2 separate regions of the Homo sapiens genome follow, and region 2 is linked to region 1. Evidence: chromatin loops called from intact Hi-C (ENCODE). Cell type or tissue: psoas muscle. All regions are shown on one strand. Each heading gives the region's core, and the rest is flanking DNA. Links, peaks and the distances in the headings are about the cores only.

The links. A loop is a pair of places that touch in the nucleus more often than their neighbours do. Peaks named below come from ENCODE experiments on the same cell type or tissue, not always from the same donor. Only the 100,000 strongest peaks of a DNase experiment are listed, where the experiment ranks them.
Region 2: it touches region 1 in a loop (2.4-fold over the local background); 17 of 110 quality-filtered maps call a loop at or near these places.

What each region holds. Positions count from the first base shown.
Region 1 is chr9:12,714,453-12,723,656 of GRCh38, forward strand. The region is part of intron 3 of LURAP1L-AS1 (LURAP1L antisense RNA 1); the gene reads right to left. Among named protein-coding and RNA genes, the nearest start is that of TYRP1, 26 kb to the left of the region's middle. In psoas muscle, for the core only: a CTCF peak has its summit at 5,179 (motif pointing right); no DNase peak of the experiment used is centred there.
Region 2 is chr9:12,991,414-13,000,617 of GRCh38, forward strand. No RefSeq gene overlaps it. Among named protein-coding and RNA genes, the nearest start is that of SNORD137, 23 kb to the left of the region's middle. In psoas muscle, for the core only: no CTCF peak of the experiment used is centred there; no DNase peak of the experiment used is centred there.

The sequences.
Region 1 (9,204 bases), core at 3,930-6,429:
AAAGATTTTTAAAAACCATATTTACTGTAATATTATCAAGATATTACACTAGGAGCCATACTTTACCCATGTTTTCTTTGGTTTGTTGGTTCCTAATTTATAACTATGGGGTAGTAAATGTGGTATGGAATTTTAGCAAAGTAGAAATTAAGCCAAATTCATTTATCCTTCAGCACAGCATATTTCTCAAAAGTTTCCTATGGAAACTTTCTTATAAAGATGGAATAAATCTGAGTATTGTCCAGTCTGGCTCTTTCATTATTCAGATGAATAAATTGCATTACATGGAGGTGAACAGATTCGTACAAGACAATACAGCTAATAAGAACTTACTTTCATATTCCTCCAGAAATCATTTCATTTGGTAAGAGGGAATACAGGATAATGCAGAAATTATAGGATATGGCAAGGATATAACAGCACAAAACACTAAGAAGATGTGGTTGTCTCATAATCATGAAGATCAGAATAACGAGGCTACTTAACATTGTTTCACCAATTTCTAGTGCAGTGTACAGTAAATTTTTACAAGGGGGAAGAATGAACAGACCCATTTTACTGAAATATTTCATACATATACGAAATTGAAAGATAAATGAGACACAATACAGTTATAAGGAAGATGGGAAGATGAGATTGATAAGTTCCTAGATAAATAAATATTGTTGACTGAACCTATAGAATTAATACAGGATTAATTAAGTATTAATATCTATTAGAAATTTTTGCAGAGATAACTTAAGCCTCAAAAAAGGTTGGAAATATGTAATTATGTACATAAGGTATCACACGACATGCTCTCAAAAAGTAAATAATTTGAATTTTGATTTGAATAAGATATGCATTAATTGTATAATTATTTTCTTAGTACATTTTGAAAGTTTTGGGAAAACAGAGCCAAATCTTTGTATAGTTCCCTATCCTTATCCTAGTGGAATGTCTTGCATGTAATAAGCTTTGGATAAATACTTATTAAAAACACTAATAACGGTTTGAAGAGAAGAATGACGTCAATGCAAATAAAGGATAATAATTATGATCTCAGGGCAAAGAGGAGGATTAGAAAATCAAAATTTTTAAAAAACTGATTATCTAGAGAGCAATATTCTGGGAATGCAAATGTTTCTATTGTTGAAAAAATGTACCCTATAATCAAGAAAAGTAGGTCAATAGTTCCTATGGCCTTAAAGAATTCTACAGTCTTACGATTTTATTCTCTATTATTCCATGCTTAAATAGTCTAATCTATTGATTTGTCTGCTTTTTATAACAGGAAAAGAGAAAAAAAACACATTCACGAATATTCTGCAAAATAAACACACCATTATTCACTAATAAATTGTCTTTCTCTTATACCTGGGGATGCCAGTAATATACACCTTTACTTTAGGACCTATCTTGTAGCCCTGAATGATTTGTCTGTTAAAGGTTCTAAATTTCACCATTGTTAGAGAAGAAAGATTCAAACCTGAGCTAGCTTAAATAATGTCTGCAACTCACCAAAAAAATTCTTATCTATTGGAAATGACCTAACATAAAGTAAGAAATGATCGAACACAAACTACATTTTATGTCAAGTGAAGGAGACAGAAGAATGTAAAAGTTATATCTCCATAGGAGGTGTGTGGAATGTAAAATATCTTGTGTGTGGGCAGTAAATACCTTGGAGGTGTGTGGACAGTAAAATACCTTGTCGAAAGGATATATTCAGTTCTATTAGATTAGAGGAATTCATCCAAAAAGGATTATAAAACACCAAACAAATTAAAAAGTGGGATAATTATTAATTCTAGGGAAACAGCCATTTGTTTCAGAAAAGAAAGTCATTGTAGTGTACTATGTAGTATGCTGTAAACAACAAAATTTCCATCTAAATAGTAAAAGAAATTGATTAAATAATAACAAAAATATGATATAACTAAATTGAAAAATGTAAGCAAGGATGAAGTAAAATATGTTGGTGAGCAAGGCTATGATAAAAGCTGAGTCCTCATCATCCAAGGTAGAATATCAAAACTTACTGTCTCTAAATTTTTTAAAAAGATAAAAATACATTTAAAAACAGAGGCAAAATTAGAAGAAATAATTTGAAGAGCTGAAAAAGTTGTATGAAAAAGTGTCATCTGTGTATAGGAAAGGCTGGGGCAGGAGACCTTGATCATTCTTTATCAGCCTTGACTTTTTTAAATAAAAATTTTTAAAAAGCAGGTGATGCTTCTGGAAACCTCGGTGAAGAATGATTTATTTCAGAATGTATAACACTAAAGCAGAAGTTCATTCTTAATGTGTTCTCCTATTATATAGAAGTATTTAGACTTCTAATCTGGGGAAAAGAGAAAAAAGGACATGGCTTTCAAATAGAAACTTAGCAAAATGAGTAAGAAGAGTCATTAAGCACTTTGATTAAATAAGTAAATTACACATGGAAATACACTCTGGCATTCTTTTTTATTTATGCTCCAAAATATAGGCTTCTGGCATGTTGTAAAATGTATTTCTCCATTGTTATTTCTTTCTGGTCTTCAGATTTACTCAGACTTTTGCCACTATATCTGCTAAAAACTGAATAGAATATTACCACAAGATGGCACCTTTGAACATATTTCAAAATGTTGATTATGAACATCAAATGCCTCCAACTGAAATGAACAGTGAAGACACCTGTTATTCCTTTTCTGGTTTTAAAAAACGTTCATGTGATTCTTGAAAGCAGAAGAAATGAAATTTTCATTTGAGTAGAAATGGGTTTGTGTGATTAATAATCTCCACATGGCTGAAATTTCCAACTAAATAACAATGACAAAAATGTATCTTCTTTATCGACTAAAACTCTCTTGTATACATTATCCCCCTTCATCATGATCACTGATCATAAAGCCCTTCCGGGCCACAAAATGAAGAGTGAGTGGCATATCACCCAAATGGTTCCACGTACAATAGATGATTATGCCAGGACCAAAGACATTGATAATTTCTGACAAGGGTGAAAGGGCTAGCCAGCTCTGGGAATCGTCTGCATTCAGCTGCTGAGAATACAAATACTGAAATCACAGTTAACTGTGTACATGTACACTTAAAGATTTCAAAACTAGCCTGAGAAGCCTAAAAAAATTATTTTAACTTACCTTGAAAAAATTATAATTTAGAGAAAAATTGCAAGAATAAAATAAATTCCCATGGACACTGCACCTAGATTTAACAATTGTCAGTATTTTGCACATTTGCTTTTTTACTCTATCTCCATGCATGCCTATGTGCGTATCATTATTATGAACATTTTTCCTGAACAAAATTGAAAGTAAATAGCAGATATTATGACCTTTTATCCCTGTTTTAGTATGTGCCTCCTAAGAGCAATGGCATTCCCTTACATAATCACAATACAACTGTCAGGAAATTTAAAATGGATGCAATACTATGTTCTAATATATAGCCCATATTCAAATTTTCCAGTTGTTTCAGTAGTATCCTTTGGAGTGATTTTTTAAAATAACAAACTCAACATTTTGAAGAAGAAATTAAAAAATGGCACATAAAAATATAAACAACATAAGGGAAACTTAAAGAGTAGAAGAAAAGGCCAAGAGAGGACATTCTATCAAATTTCCTTTAGGGGAAATAAGTCAACATCTGTTTGTGATAGGCAACATGATAAGACTAATTCTATATTCAAACAGCCCTAGTTTGGCTTCCTGTCTCTTCCATTTATTAGCAATGTGTCCTTGAGCAAGTTGCATTACTTCTCTAAGCCTGTTTTCTTTATCTGTAAAATAAAGGCGGTTCTTACAAAATAGTGATTTTTAGAACATCAGAAGTGATAATGGTAAGTATATCTCCCAATACCTAAAATGTAGTACTTGCTTAACAAATTTTAACTTTTATTCCTAGAATAATGAAAACTTAACTCTTTCCAGCTACCTCCTTAAAAAAATGATTTGGAAAAAAAGAATTTATCTCTTGGTTCCCAAGTTAAATCTCTTGGTTCGTGATACCATGTTGCACACGGGTTTCCATCTGAACACTCTCATCCCACTGCCATTGAAGGGCATGTCACAGCTAATTATCTGTCATCACGCCCTGTTGCATAGGCAGTACCTTGCCTGCTGCTGCTGGGACCTCAGTGCTGTCTGTTGATTCATTTGCATTGCCTCCTGAGTGTCTCTGCTGTGTATGGATCACACAGAATGAAGCTCAGGGGCCAACTGGCAGGCCCATCTGAATTGTGGAACATATCTAAGTCCCCTCCTCATTACTTAGTGAGTAATGTGGGGGATGTTCCCTGGTTCACACACCCTGGCAGTGTAAATGGTCATCTGCTGCCTCATCTGCTTCTCCGCGTCTGGGGTGCAGGACCAGATCGGCTGAGGAACTTTGCTAGCACTTATGCAAATAGCTGTGGGAGCTCCTGGGTTTGGCAACATTCCTTTCAGTAGCCTCATTTGTGGCTGCGCCGTCTGCCTCTTTTGTGCTTTCACAGCTTTGTGAGGCAAGCTCAAAATAGATCTCTCCCATACTCAAGTTGTATTTATGTCCCTTTACCATGGAAAGATTGAAACCCTTCCCAATACGTTTAGTGCTCCCTGTTCGGTGTCTGAGTGACTGTGATGTTTCAATTTAAACTCTAAAAGAACATGTATTTGAGGCAAAATCAGACTATGCATATCTAGTTCTGATTCCCCAAATTAGACTTAAAATATATAAATAAATTCTTACAGCATGTGTAGACATAGAACAAGTCCCAAACTGTTAGGCATATATGTATAATACCATAATTTTGTTCCAATACAAACTTCATTCTTTCAAATAAACTGCATAATATATACTTGTAAAAAAATCTGCCTTCAATTTATTTTAAAAAATTATCTTCAAACTACTGACTTCAGAAAGTAGCTGTGGCCATTCAGAACAGGGCATTACTGAGTGACAAGGATACTGTTTAATCTTGGTATGAATTCTTATTTCATTAAAGGATGAGGTTTCTTAATTTTTCCTTCTCTTTCCTCCATATTACTCTATACCTTTTACTATGAGATACTCCTATAGAAACTAAATTTAAAGTCTACCTAGAAAAGAAAAAAAAAAAAAAAAGCATTGTAAATAAGCCCCAGCCATGAGAGTTTTATCTATCTACAAGCGGCTGTAAGAACCACTGGAAATAAATGATACCTAAAGCTGTTTTCCTCTAGGTGTCAGTATACTCCCAGAACTTTTAAAGCTTAGATTTAATGAAAAAAGTAGGAGCACAGTAAAATAAATGTTTACTGCTAGTCCATACTATTTATACATTTGAAAGATTTTTTTTGAAAACTGAACTAAATTTGCCACTATGAATGTTCATCTGCAGATGACAGAATAGATTTTGTACTAGAAAGAACAAGATATGGCTATGATATATTTCTACAAACACACATTGTTTTTTCCATCTTTTTTTGGCATTGGAAAGCCCTATCATTCATTATTGGCTATCATAAGTTACCTTGTCCTGTGGACAGACATTAACATTCTAAAATTTCAATAAACTTTGTAGATAATTATTGATACCCATTACAATAATTGGGCTCAATTTAAAATGCTCATTGGCAGGAAGTCTTGCATTATACCTTTATCACCAATGGCGTAGATTTGTTTAATTAGACTAACACAGAATTTTTAAAATAACACAAGATACAAATATGTTAATGAGTGTGTGACTGACATTTATCATAACATGTATTCTATTAAAACACTGTCATCCACATTCCTCCAGTCATAGAGAATCCTTCTCTATTTTCTCTCCAAATTAAGTTTCCTGAGGAGGCTGTGTATCAACTGGATGACTCCCAGTGATCAAACCAGGAAAGTAATAGTGACACGCCTGCACCGATAGTTTCAGTGTATTTAAGAAATTCATTACGCCCTATTTTGTAATTTTTCTCCAAGCTTTATTTTGAAAACTGTCAAAGCCCCAGAAATCTGAAAAAGCAAAGCAAAACAATGAAGACTTGTATAGACTATTTATTTCAACAGTTGTGAATATTTTGTGACATCATATTTCTCTAAATAAATACCTTGACATGTAATTTAAGCAAAACATGTTTCTGAGGAGATCATATAAATTATTGTTAATCAAAATCTCAGGTAATGTAAATAGCTCTGTCAGTTTTCCATGAAGCCCTCAATCCAATTCTTATATGACACACAAGGAATGTATGGATAGATGTATGTGTCTAAATTCCTGCTGGTATGATTGTAGTCCTCAAAAAACGCTGGAGATCTGGATCAGGTAGATAATCACATACAGAGCAATCAGGAAGCAAAGCCAAGTTGATAGGATCTTTGAGATCCTTTTCAGAGCTCCTACTTCAAAGCCAGCACAATCCCTACCCTCCGAAGAGCCAATCAGTGCACTTTACGTCTCATATCTCTACCATTACTCTGTTACCTGAGCAAAGTCTGAAAACCACCACTGGAAAATTCAGAAATATAATTCTAATGACCTCACAGATAAACCTCTCCAATTATGGCAAAATCAGGTACCTCTCTGATCACAGACAGGAACTTAGAAATAACTAAAAACTAAAAAAAAAAAAAAAAAAAAAAATTACCATGATGGAAGTGACTCTGCCAACTATAATGGATGAATATTTATTCATTTCTTAGTTTGGATGGGTGACAAATTATTAGCCTTTCTTAGGCACCAACTCTTAGTCTACTCAAGTTTCTTCCATAACCTTATGACTAACCTAACTGATCATGTCACTCTCATAGTTCAAGATTAAATTTCATCTATCAGTGTTCTCCAGAGAATAAGGTTGGGACAGTGTCAACTTTTTTTGAGACTTTATTTTGTACTTTGTCAAAACATTAAATAATTTTAATTCTGCTTAAGTAAATTTTTTTTAAGAATATCTTTGAAGATCTCTAGTGAAATTATTTTATAAGTTCAAAGTACTGTTTTAGTTTTATATTTGCTACTGTAACAAATTACAACAAACCTAGTGGCCTAAAACAAGACAAATTTATTTTTTTCACTTCTGAAAGCTGTTTTTACAAAGTCACCGGGCTGACACCCATGCATGGTCAGGCCTGTACTGTCTCGGGAGGTCTTTTTCTTTGCCTTTTCTAGCTTCTACAGAAAGTGTCATACCTTGCATTCCTTGGTTCATGGCCCTTTCTCTATCTCCAAAGCCAGTAGGATCATATCTTCTCTGACTCTGCTTACATGTCCTTATGTCACATGGCCTTCTTTGCCTCTGTCAAATCTCCCTCCATCTTTACTTTATGCGAAAATTTGTGATTGCATTTAGGACCCACCCACCAAATAATCCAGGATAATCTCTTCCTTTGAAAGTCCCTAATTTAATCACATCTTCGAGGTCCACTTTATCACATAAGGTAACATTCACAGGTTCCAGGTATTAGGACCTGAACATCTTCGGGGGTCATTTTTGAGCTTACCATAAATACTCTCTTTGTGTGCCCATTTTGAGAAATTGGCTCAGTTATTACCAATAGATAAAAATGAGGCCAGTTCCAAATTCTTCATTTTTCTTCATTAAACTGCTGTGAAAAGTTTATTCTTAGACAGTTTTCTGGCAATGATAGAAGACACTGAATCAAGACTGTAAAACTGACTGAAGAATTCTGCTTTTACCTCATAAATCTTCCCCCAAATTTCCTGCTCTCCAATTATTTTTCCTCCTCTTTACATGGAATCTTTTTATGCTATATTTCTACTTAGAATACTTCTATGATAGACATTTTGGTTTCACCAATTAGCAGAGAATTTCAAATTCCTCCTCTAAACCTAGTTTGTTTATTGGTTTGCTTTCCTTTTCTTTACATGTTCATGTAATTAAGATGGCTTTAGTAGTCACAGCTTGCACAAGAAAGGTTGACTCACCTGCCCGTGTGAAAACATCTTTCAGATTTAAGAAGAGTCCCAAGGGAGCATCCCGAGTTTATTGCTCTTTGCAGGCTATAAGCTCTCCTTAAGTGATCTCAACCATTTTCATACTTTTAATTACCTTCCCTAGGCTAATAATTCCTGAATCTCTATATTTAGCCTTAGACACTGCCATGAGCTTCAATTTCACATATTTAATTGCTGGCTAGAGAAATCCATTTGACTAGCTCTCGAGACTTTCAAATTCCAAATACCCAAAATGAAACTATTTCTTTTCCCTATAAAACATGCCTCATCCCTCCTCAGCTAAAAGTGCTACCATCTATGAGACACTTCAGGAGAAACCAGGCAGTCAATTTGGATTCCTCCTTTCTCTTTAATCTGCCAGTTGGCCACCCCACCTTTATAATGAATATACAACATGTCTGCTCATGAATCTTCAACAAATATTTTTCAAGTCTCTTCTCTCTCGAATTTTTCACCACTGCCTAGCTAGACCTCTGCAACCCTTTAAAAAGGCCTACAACATTTTCATTTCCTGAAACTTTCAGTATGTTAACATACTGAAAAAAAATGCTAAGTTAGTTATCACTGTATATATATTAAATACTAAACTGAATGAACTAATGGTTTCAATGCAAGTAAAATGGTGCTATTCATGAGAAAATTATAGGGCTTATAAAAAATTCAGACTGCGTTACGGGAAATATGACTAATATTGAAATACAAGTTTAAAATTGTTTGATAATATGTTCTTTCAAAACTGTCAGTGTTTGTCTGAGATTGAATGCATACTTTCACTTGAAGATAATATTAGATGTCTATATTTGAGAGTCTCTGAATGTGAGTCCAATACCACACGGCCTTTCTGTAACTTCCTCTGTCCTGCCTCTCCTTCACTGATAGAACTGAAGCCTGATCCACCATAGTTTTCTCACTGCCTCCAAACAATGCTCCTCTCTTCCAAGGCTTGATTTACTAAATCTTAACTATCTCCCTGCCTCACTTAACAGAGTAAAGGACAATCTCAACATGGTATTTTATGCCTTCTGGGACCAGTCTGTGATAATTTGGCAAGCTCATCTTCTGTCTCTTCCTCTTCCCAAATTTTAAGTTCTAAGCCTATGAAATGTTTGCTTCTCTGAAAGACCCATACGTCTTCATACTTCCAGGCTATTGTTCATGCTGTTCCCGCTAGTCTACTGTTTATCCACCTAACTACTTCTCAGTAGTCCACCAGGCAAGAGTCATTCACTCCACATAAACTTCCCTCATGACCTTGCTGGGTGCAGTCCTTTGCAATGCAATTTGTCCAAGGC
Region 2 (9,204 bases), core at 2,248-4,747, 280 kb after region 1:
GATGGGGGCTAGCAATTCAAACCAAATGGTTGTAACAGGTTGATTACATGAGAATTAAAACTGACCTTTGAATTTGACAATGTAGAGATCATGGCCATGTTTACAAGAATAGGTTTTCATTCTTCCTTTTAAAGGATGGAAGGAGAGGAATAGAGGGAGTGAGTATGGAAACTTTTTCATTAAGATTTTCTCTGAAAGGAAGCAGAAAAAGGGGATAGTAGGTGGAAGAGCAATAGGATGAAAAGTACAAAAAAAAATTTGCAAAAATGACCATAATTATTCTCTTCCCTGTATTCATTTCCCCTTTGCATTGTGACTTTGCAGATCTTCTCATCAACAGATGGAATCTGAAATGACCGTGCAGCTTGTTTGACCGTCAGAAGGCAGTGAAAGTGATATTGTTCTGAGCTTCATCATGCCTTGCAAACTCTCCACTTTCTCTTGAAATACCTTCCAATCACCATGTTAACAAGCCCAAGCTAGTCTGCTGGATGATGAGAGACATGTGTCTCCATCACCTCAACTCTCCTTTTCACCCCCTCACTCTGTCACTCAAGTACGGGCAATCAACCCCCCGAAGCAGAGCCACCTAACCAAATAAAAATTAACCAAGATACATGAGGGAGCCCAGGCAAGAACAAAACAGCCCCACTGAGCCCAACCTAAACTACCAACCAAGAGAATCATGAACTGACAACATAGCTGCTATTTTAAAGACAATGATTTTGGGGGTGCAGCAAAACGAAACTGACATAGAAAGGAGTTTTTTGCCATTGTTTTGTCATTATGGTTATTTGTTTTAATATGGGAGATAATGTAGCATGTTTGCTTGTGGGAATAATTCAGCAAGAGGAAAAAATAATGGTGATCAGAGAGGAGACCATTTTAAAAGCAATATTTTGAGTAGGATAGGAAATGTGAGTTTCAGTCCACTGGTAGGAATTTTGGCCTTATATGGAAGCATAGATAAATAGCATGTGCAAAGAGGAGATGACAGAGTGCCATGTACACTATATGTAAGTGCTCAATGAACACAAATCAATATGTTTAAATGATATGGCTATCCTTGGAAACATTAATTACAGACCTAAATTTTAAAGTAAGTTTTTCTGGTCTCAAAGCCCTTTCTAAAATAACTGCCAGGGATCTTTTTTTTGCTTTATGTAGAATTATTTTCTTAATTATCTCCATATATCCAAATCCCATCCATTATTTGAAAATAAGTATCACCTTTCCATGAACTCTTCCTTCATATTCCCATCTTAAAGCAATCTGTCATTCCTAATACAACTAAGGCCCATAATAATTGTATCTCAGTGTTTTCAAATACACTTACAAATTTCTTACTTGTCTTATAATTATATGGATTAATAGAAACTCCTCATTAATGAATTATATGCTAACTATAATTGATTATAGAATTATGAGTTATTAGAATCTATATCTGATTTATCTTTTAACCACCTCAAGATCTACCTAATATAATATGGAATGTATAAATATGAATGAATGAAAATGTTAAGGTAATTAAGCATTACATTTAATGTCCTGACATAGACAGTCAAATGGGGGTAAATTTAAAGGCTGACATAGTTTAACACATTATTTTAGGTGTATATTTATTATCCACTTTTTAAAATTTTAATATTTATTTGTTTATTTAAGGAGGGAGCCTCGCTCTGGCACCCAGGCTTGAGTGCAATGGTGGAATCTCAGCTGCAACCTCCGCCTCCTTGAGTTCAAGCAATTCTCATACTTCAGCTTCCCAAGTGGCTGGGACTACAGGCATGCACCACCATGCCCACCTAATTTTTGTATTTTTTTTGTAGAGATGGGGTTTTACCATGTTGGCCAGGCTGGTCTTGAACTTTTGACATCACGTGATCCACCCGCCTCGGCCTCCCAAAGTGCTGGGATTTACAGGCATGAGCCACCATGTCCAGCCTATTGTCCACTTTTAGATATATGAAAAGCCTACTCATTCATTTGTGTACACGTATGGATAGACTAGATATTATGGAATAGTTTATCAGTAATTTCCTGCAAATAACAATTGCATCTTAATTTCTGAACTGGAGAATATTTAGCAACTATTTTTGTAAGCTTTTGTCCTTTTTAAGAACAGATTGTTGATCCCTTCTCTGATCTCTAACAGTTCATTTAAATTATCTAAATATTGCTGCAGCTGGATGTAGGAAGCTATCTTTATGAACTCCAGCCAATTGCAACATACAAAGAAACACTCAAAAATGCCTAAAATAAACATGCAAAATAGAATATGATGCTTCCTACATAGAAAATTCCTTTTCTCGCTTTTGCAATAAAAATATATTCCAAAGCATTAAATCATTATAGAAATAAATGCCAAATAGTTCTTCTAAAGACCACTAATATTTGCTTAATCGTATAAGTTTCCCTAAAAAGAAAAGATATCATGCAACAAAAATGCCCCAATTCAGCTACACAACCAACTGATCCTTAGGAAAAAGTAAAATCCTGTTTCTCTGTTATCTATTAGATTGATTAGTAAGGATACTACTTGAGGGACAATAGAACTGGCATCTGTAAGCTGTAGAGAGCACCATTGTGCATACCTCCATTGCATAAATTCATCTTCTAAAATAGTTTTAAAATGTAAATGAAACAAGAACAATTGTGAGTTCTCCCAAATAGCTGTGACTATATATCCCTGAAAACTTGAAAAGCCAACTCTCATAGAAGATTATTTGCTGGTTAGTTTTCTGTCTAAAAGTGGGTACCATCTTTAAAGACATGAAGCATACTCTGTGATAAGAAAGAGGAGAAAAATCTAAGCATGATAAAGCCAAAACTAGAAAATCTGAGTAACAGACTGTTAAGTCAAAGAAGCATTAGCTGCACAATGAGATGAGAGCAGCTCATATAAAGACTAGAGAGCAGGAGAAGGGCCTGAGACAAAAGAATGAAGTGCCCAGAGATGTGAACTTTCCTGTATCTCATAAAATTATAATGAATTCTTAAAGACCAACTGGGGGCTAAATCGACATTTCAGAGTCTCTGGAGCCGCACATACAAGTGGAGTCCATATCCGCTCATGAAGTCTTTTCCAAGGGCATCCACCAGGCACTCATGAGAAAGATTGCTGGCAAAGCATAAGACCTGTGTGCCTCCCTCAATGGCACAAGCATGCATGACCTGCCAAAGAGTAAAAGTGGAGCAGGAGTATCTACAGAAGCCTATCCATTCTCCAAAAACTCTGTAAATACCAAGAAATGATCAGCTGCCACTAGCAGCAGGCACAGAACCTCCCACGTCCTGATTTCCTTTCAAATACAAAGCAAAAGCCATCTACCACTGAAGTGGTAAGAATCATGCCCATATCTCAGAGTTGACCTTGGTGTGCCATGAAACAAAAGCCAGCTTCCTCTGGGGCAGAGCAGGACCCTTCCATCCCTCATCCGAGGCAAAGATAAGCTGCAGCTGAGGAAGTGGCAAAAATCCCACTTGTGCATAGAATTCTGCCCTTTTCAAGGCAATGTTCAGCTACTACCCCGGAAGGACAAAAAACTTACTCACACCCAAGATCTCCCACCTATACAAGATAGTTTTGTTGACACTAGGAGGAGAAGCAGGAAATTTGCTTACACTCTCCAAGTGCACTGGGGAACAAGCAGGAAGGTTGAGAAAACCCCACTTCCTGGGCTCATATATATATAAGACCGGCCCAAGTCTGAGGGTGGAGTAGGGGAATGAGAAACCACTCCCGTTACCACCAGAGACCTTGCATCAAATAACAAGGAACATAGTTGTGCCTTAGGAGAAGGGCAAGAGCATGGACAAAGAACCCTTCTGTGATGCAGGTGAGCAAGGCTTGCTGAAGACTGGGGGTGAAGCAAAAACATTGAGAAACACACTCTGGAACCCCAAGCCCCACTCTGGGCCAAGATAATAGCAGCCCAACACTAGAGGATATCCACTGACAAAAAGAATGTACTTTGATTTTTATGTCACCATGTATAAAAACTAACTCAAAATGGACCATACACCTAGGTGGAAGAGCTGAAGCTCTAAAACTTCTAGAAGAAAACGCAAGTAACTTCTAAATTCAATAAGAAGACAAACAAGATATAAGAATAGCAAATAAGCACCTAAAAGATGCTCATTATCTTTAATCATTAGGAAAGTGCAAGTTTTTAAACCACTGTGAGATGTTATCAATGCTATGTACCTGTTAGGATTACTAATGTAAAAAGACTGGTCATACCAAATTCTAGATAGAATGCGGGAAAATTTGAAATTTTCATTTATTGTTGGGGGAATGCAAAATGCCACTTTGAAAATATGAATGCACAGCCACTTTGAAAAACAGTTTGACTTTTTTTATAAAGGTAAGCATGCATTTACTATATGGGATAATAATTCCACTCCTATTCATAAACCGAAGAGAACTGAAAACATGTTTCTGTACAAGGACCTGTACGTGAATGGTTTTAGCAGTTTGGGCCGTAAATGCCCCAAACTGTAAAAAATCCAAATGTCCTTCAAATGGTGAGTGGATAGACAGATGGTGATTAATCCATAAGTGGAACACTATTCATCAAGAGAAAGAAACAAACTACTGACATATGCAACAAAATGGATGATTCTTGAAGCATTGAACTAAGTAAAAAAAAGCCAAGCAAAAGACATATATTGTATGAGTCCATGATTTGACATTCTAGAAACTTCAAAACTGTGGGAATACAAAACAGATCAGTGGTTTCTAGCAGGTATGATGGAGGAAGAGGATTGCCTGAAAGGTGTGTGAAGAAAGCTTCTGGAGTGATGAAAATTCCATATCTTGATTGCAGTGGCCATTATACAACTGTAGACATTTTTCAAAACTGGTAAATGAGCTTTTTTGGTACGTAAAATATATCACAATAAAAAGAGAGAGAAAATTAAAATCTTCAACATTTAACCCTGTTCAAAATCAGAGTTAAGAACCACTGCATCCTCATTAGTATAGAGATGAGTTAAAAAAAAAAAAACTGCAATAGTCAAGCAGAAGTATAGCATTTGTACATGAGTAGAAGTTGTTGACTATCCAGCAGCACCTGGAATTTCTTGGTCACAACTTGACTTCATTGGAGACAGAAAAGGTGCATCCTGATTCCAAAAGGTCTGTTTAAGTCAAGGAAACAGGTGTGATTTACCTTACACTACTTTTCTCCAAAAGAATTAATAAAGGAAATTGTCACTACAGGATGTACAATTGCTGAGAAAAACTCAGCAATAAAGGCTAGCAAAAAAATACGGGAGGTTGGTTGATGAGGTCCTTAGAGAGAAATAATAAACAAAATTCAGAAATGAACTTCCTTAGCTTTGTTCTTTTAGATTATCCTGTTCAAAATAAATCCTACCCAAGCCAATGGGGAAGGGGAGTTCTGTGCTTCCTTGAAGATTTTAGCAAAACTTGTTTATGTTTTCGATTATTGTAAAATCTCTGAAAATGGAACAACTAGTTGGCCCTGAAGAGTAGCTCTTTGCTTTTATTTTCCATTATGAGAAAAAGTATGAAGTAGGTATATAAGCTCTTACCCTGTGTTGGTCACCGCACACAGTAGGGTTTGAGGTACAAAGTGTGGAGAAAGTGTTCTGAATGTTTGCATCACAGTTCTCTAGTGAGCAAGACGTTCCACCTTCTTACCTACAAATACACTGACACATAAGCTGTCTGAGTTCCTGCTGGAGTTGGTTTAAGCAGAACACATTTATCCAGCGATATGATGTGGTTGGATGTGACTGCCAACAATGCTTAGTGGCATAATTTATTATGCATGTCCTTTATTGGGAACTCCTTTTCAGTGGTATTCAATGGACTATAAATATCACTTGCTGTGAAATGCAGATTGTTCTTACAGATGCTTTACCACATCCCAGAGTTAATTTCCAGTTCTCCTTTAGCACACTTCCCAACGTTTTATATCTTTGTTGTATTCTTTTCTTTTGAAATACCATCTCCTTCTCTTGTTGACTTTAAATAAAAAATAACACTCCAAAATCATTAAAGAGGCTCCTTCTAGCTCTAAGTTTCATGAGCATATTAAAATAAAATCTATTGAAATCAATCTCTTCACTGAGCCAGTATCCAAACCAGAAAAAAATATTTAGGAACAATTTTTTCTGAACTAAATAAAAATGAATTTTCAAAAAAAGTGTCCCAAATTCTGAATAAAAAATTAAACTTTTTAATATCATATTAAAAAAATGATTACTGAAGGAGATTTATACATGTCTGATGTTTTATTCAGACCACTCAAGCTATTTTTGTGATTGTCAAAACCATAAAATGTCTGTTTAATCACAAAATGTCTGTTTGTACTTTCTTTTTCCTCTTTGGGAGGCCCCAATTGTAACATAAAATGAGTTGCAAAAAAGAAAGGAAAACTTACTGTATCAGAATCTGTCTAGAAGTCATTACTAATAAACATAGACTTTTTAATCAATTTCATCAGATGTTCTAAAATAACTTGCAGGTCTCTGATCACCTCCTTTTTAATAAATAAAATATTAAACAGGACATTTAACTCATCCACATTTGGGAAATGTACTTCATGCTGTGTTCCATTCTCTGAAATCAGATATCCTGGGGTTATTGACAAACTATTCTAACTTTTTTGATTTTTATCAGAGCTTGGTTTATAATGTACAACATTAAAAAAACATTAACTGCTTGACATAGGAATGTAGTTTAAGAAGATTAAGATACATCCATAAAATGGAATATTACAAAGGCATTATAAGGTATTCTATAAATCTATAGTAAAATATATAGATATATGTTCATGACATATTGCAAAGTGAAACAATCAGGTTATAAAATAATGTATATGATAAATTAAATTTGAAAAGAATAAATATGTTGTGTATACATGGAGGCATGGAAATTTAGAGGAAGAAGATTTAAAAGAACAAACACTAAGTAACTGCAGTCATCATTTGGTAGCATTACGGGTGATAGTTTCTGCTTTTACTTTTTTATATTTTCTAATTTTTATGATGAACATGAAATACTTGCATAATCAAAATAAATATCTAAAACACATTATAAACTTTCAAGTCACATACTTGGACAAAAGAAAATACAGTAATTGGAGAGCAAAATCTAAAATAAATGCAGAAAACCATATATTCAATCTATAAGTGTTATGCATATGCCAATATCAAGATAATGTTTTTCTACATAACTAATGATAAAGCCAAGCATGAGGCATAACAAACACTTAGGTTGGAATAGCTAAGGTACTTTAATGATAAGTCAAGAAGGGGTACATAAGAGTACCCCTTCTTGAGTTTTGTAAGTAGTTGCACAGAAATAGTCACAGAATACTACCTATGAGTTACCTATTCTCTCTTAGTGACTCAGGAAGCTATCTGCTGATTTAAAGTAAGGCACACTCCTACATTAAAATACATACTTATAAAGAAACATGTAATAGAAGCACTAGTGTAGTGCTTCACTATAAGCCAGGCACTATTCTAAATGTTTCACATGTAAAACCCATTTAATCCTCTCAACACTATGATGTCATATTACTATTATCCCCATTTTTCAGATGAGGAAACGGATGCAAATAGGGGTTAAGTAATTTATTAAAATACTTAGGGCTCACCAGTGGCAGAGAAGAATCCAGATCTAGGTAGCCAGGATCTATATTTTTAGCCACTATGTTATACTACTTCTCAAAAGAAAATTAATAGAATATTAACAGAAAATAAAATTCTGATGTATATACTACATATATATGTATAGACATATATAGATACATATATATGTATAGACATATATAGATACATATATATGTATAGACATATATAGATACATATATATGTATAGACATATATATATACACATGTGTGTATATATATATATATATATATATATATATTTTTTTTTTTTTTTTTTTTGAGACAGGTCTCACTCTTTCGCCCTGACTGGAGTGCAGTGGCCCAATCTGGGCTCACTGCAACCTCCACCTCCCAGGCTCAAGTGATTCTCTGGTCTCAGCCTCCCCAGTAGCTGGGACTACAGGGATGCCCCATTACCACCCGGCTAATTTTTGTGTTTCTATACAGATAGGGTTTCACCATGTTGGCCAGGCTGATCTTGAACTCCTGACCTCAAGTGATCCACCCACCTCGGCCTCACAAAGTGCTAGGATTGCAGGCATGAGCCACTGTGCCTGGCCTACTTTTATATATATTTTTATATTAGAAACTAGGCCAGCTGCGGTGGCTCACGCCTGTAATCCTAGCACTTTGGGAGGCCGAGGCAAGTGGATCACCTAAGGCGGGAGTTTGAGACCAGCCTGGCCAAAATAGTGAAACCCCATCTCCACTAAAAATCCAAAAAGTAGCCAGGCGCGGTGGGGGGTGCTTGTAATCCCAGCTACTTGGGAGGCTGAGGCATGAGAATCGCTTGAACCTGGGAGGTGGAGATTGTGGTGAGCCGAGATCCCACCACTGCACTCCAGCCTGGGTGACACAGTGAGACTCTGTCTCAAAAAAAAAAAAAAAAGCTATTTTGGTATTTTGGTGGACTTTTTATAATCACAGACTTTTATCAGGCAATCCCATGTGCAAGTTCCTGAAGCTGATGCACTAGTTTTCAGATGTTTGCTTTCTGCCCAGAGTGGGGGGCTTGCATGCTCCAAGTCTAGATAATCTCCGAGGTTTCCATTGTTGCCTACAAAGTCCCTGGGTAATTTTTACTTTCTCTACCCTCTGAGACACTCTCAGCATGCTCTGACTCAATGGAATATTCTTGATACACAGAATAACTAGGGGAGAGAAGAAAATAGTCCCTTCCACATCTCTCCGGAAGAGGCCACTATGAATTTTCTCACCTCATTGACCCTTCCATATTTTCTGGCCTATTTTAAATTTAGTCCAGATGAGGAAAAATAAGGTCTCACCATGACCCGACAGGTAAAGGAAAGGCATGAACTTGGCTGACACTTTCCCTTGGTGACAGTCTAATTAATCCTACCACATTTCTTTCTCTTTTTTTATTATTTGTTTATTATTTTTGATACAGAGTCTCACTCTGTTGCCCAGGCTGGAGTGCATGGTGCGATCTCAGCTCACTGCAACCTCCACCTCCCCAGGTTCAAGCAATTCTCGTGCCTCAGCCTCCCAAGTAGCTGGGATTACAGGCATGCACCACCAGGCCTGGCTAATCTT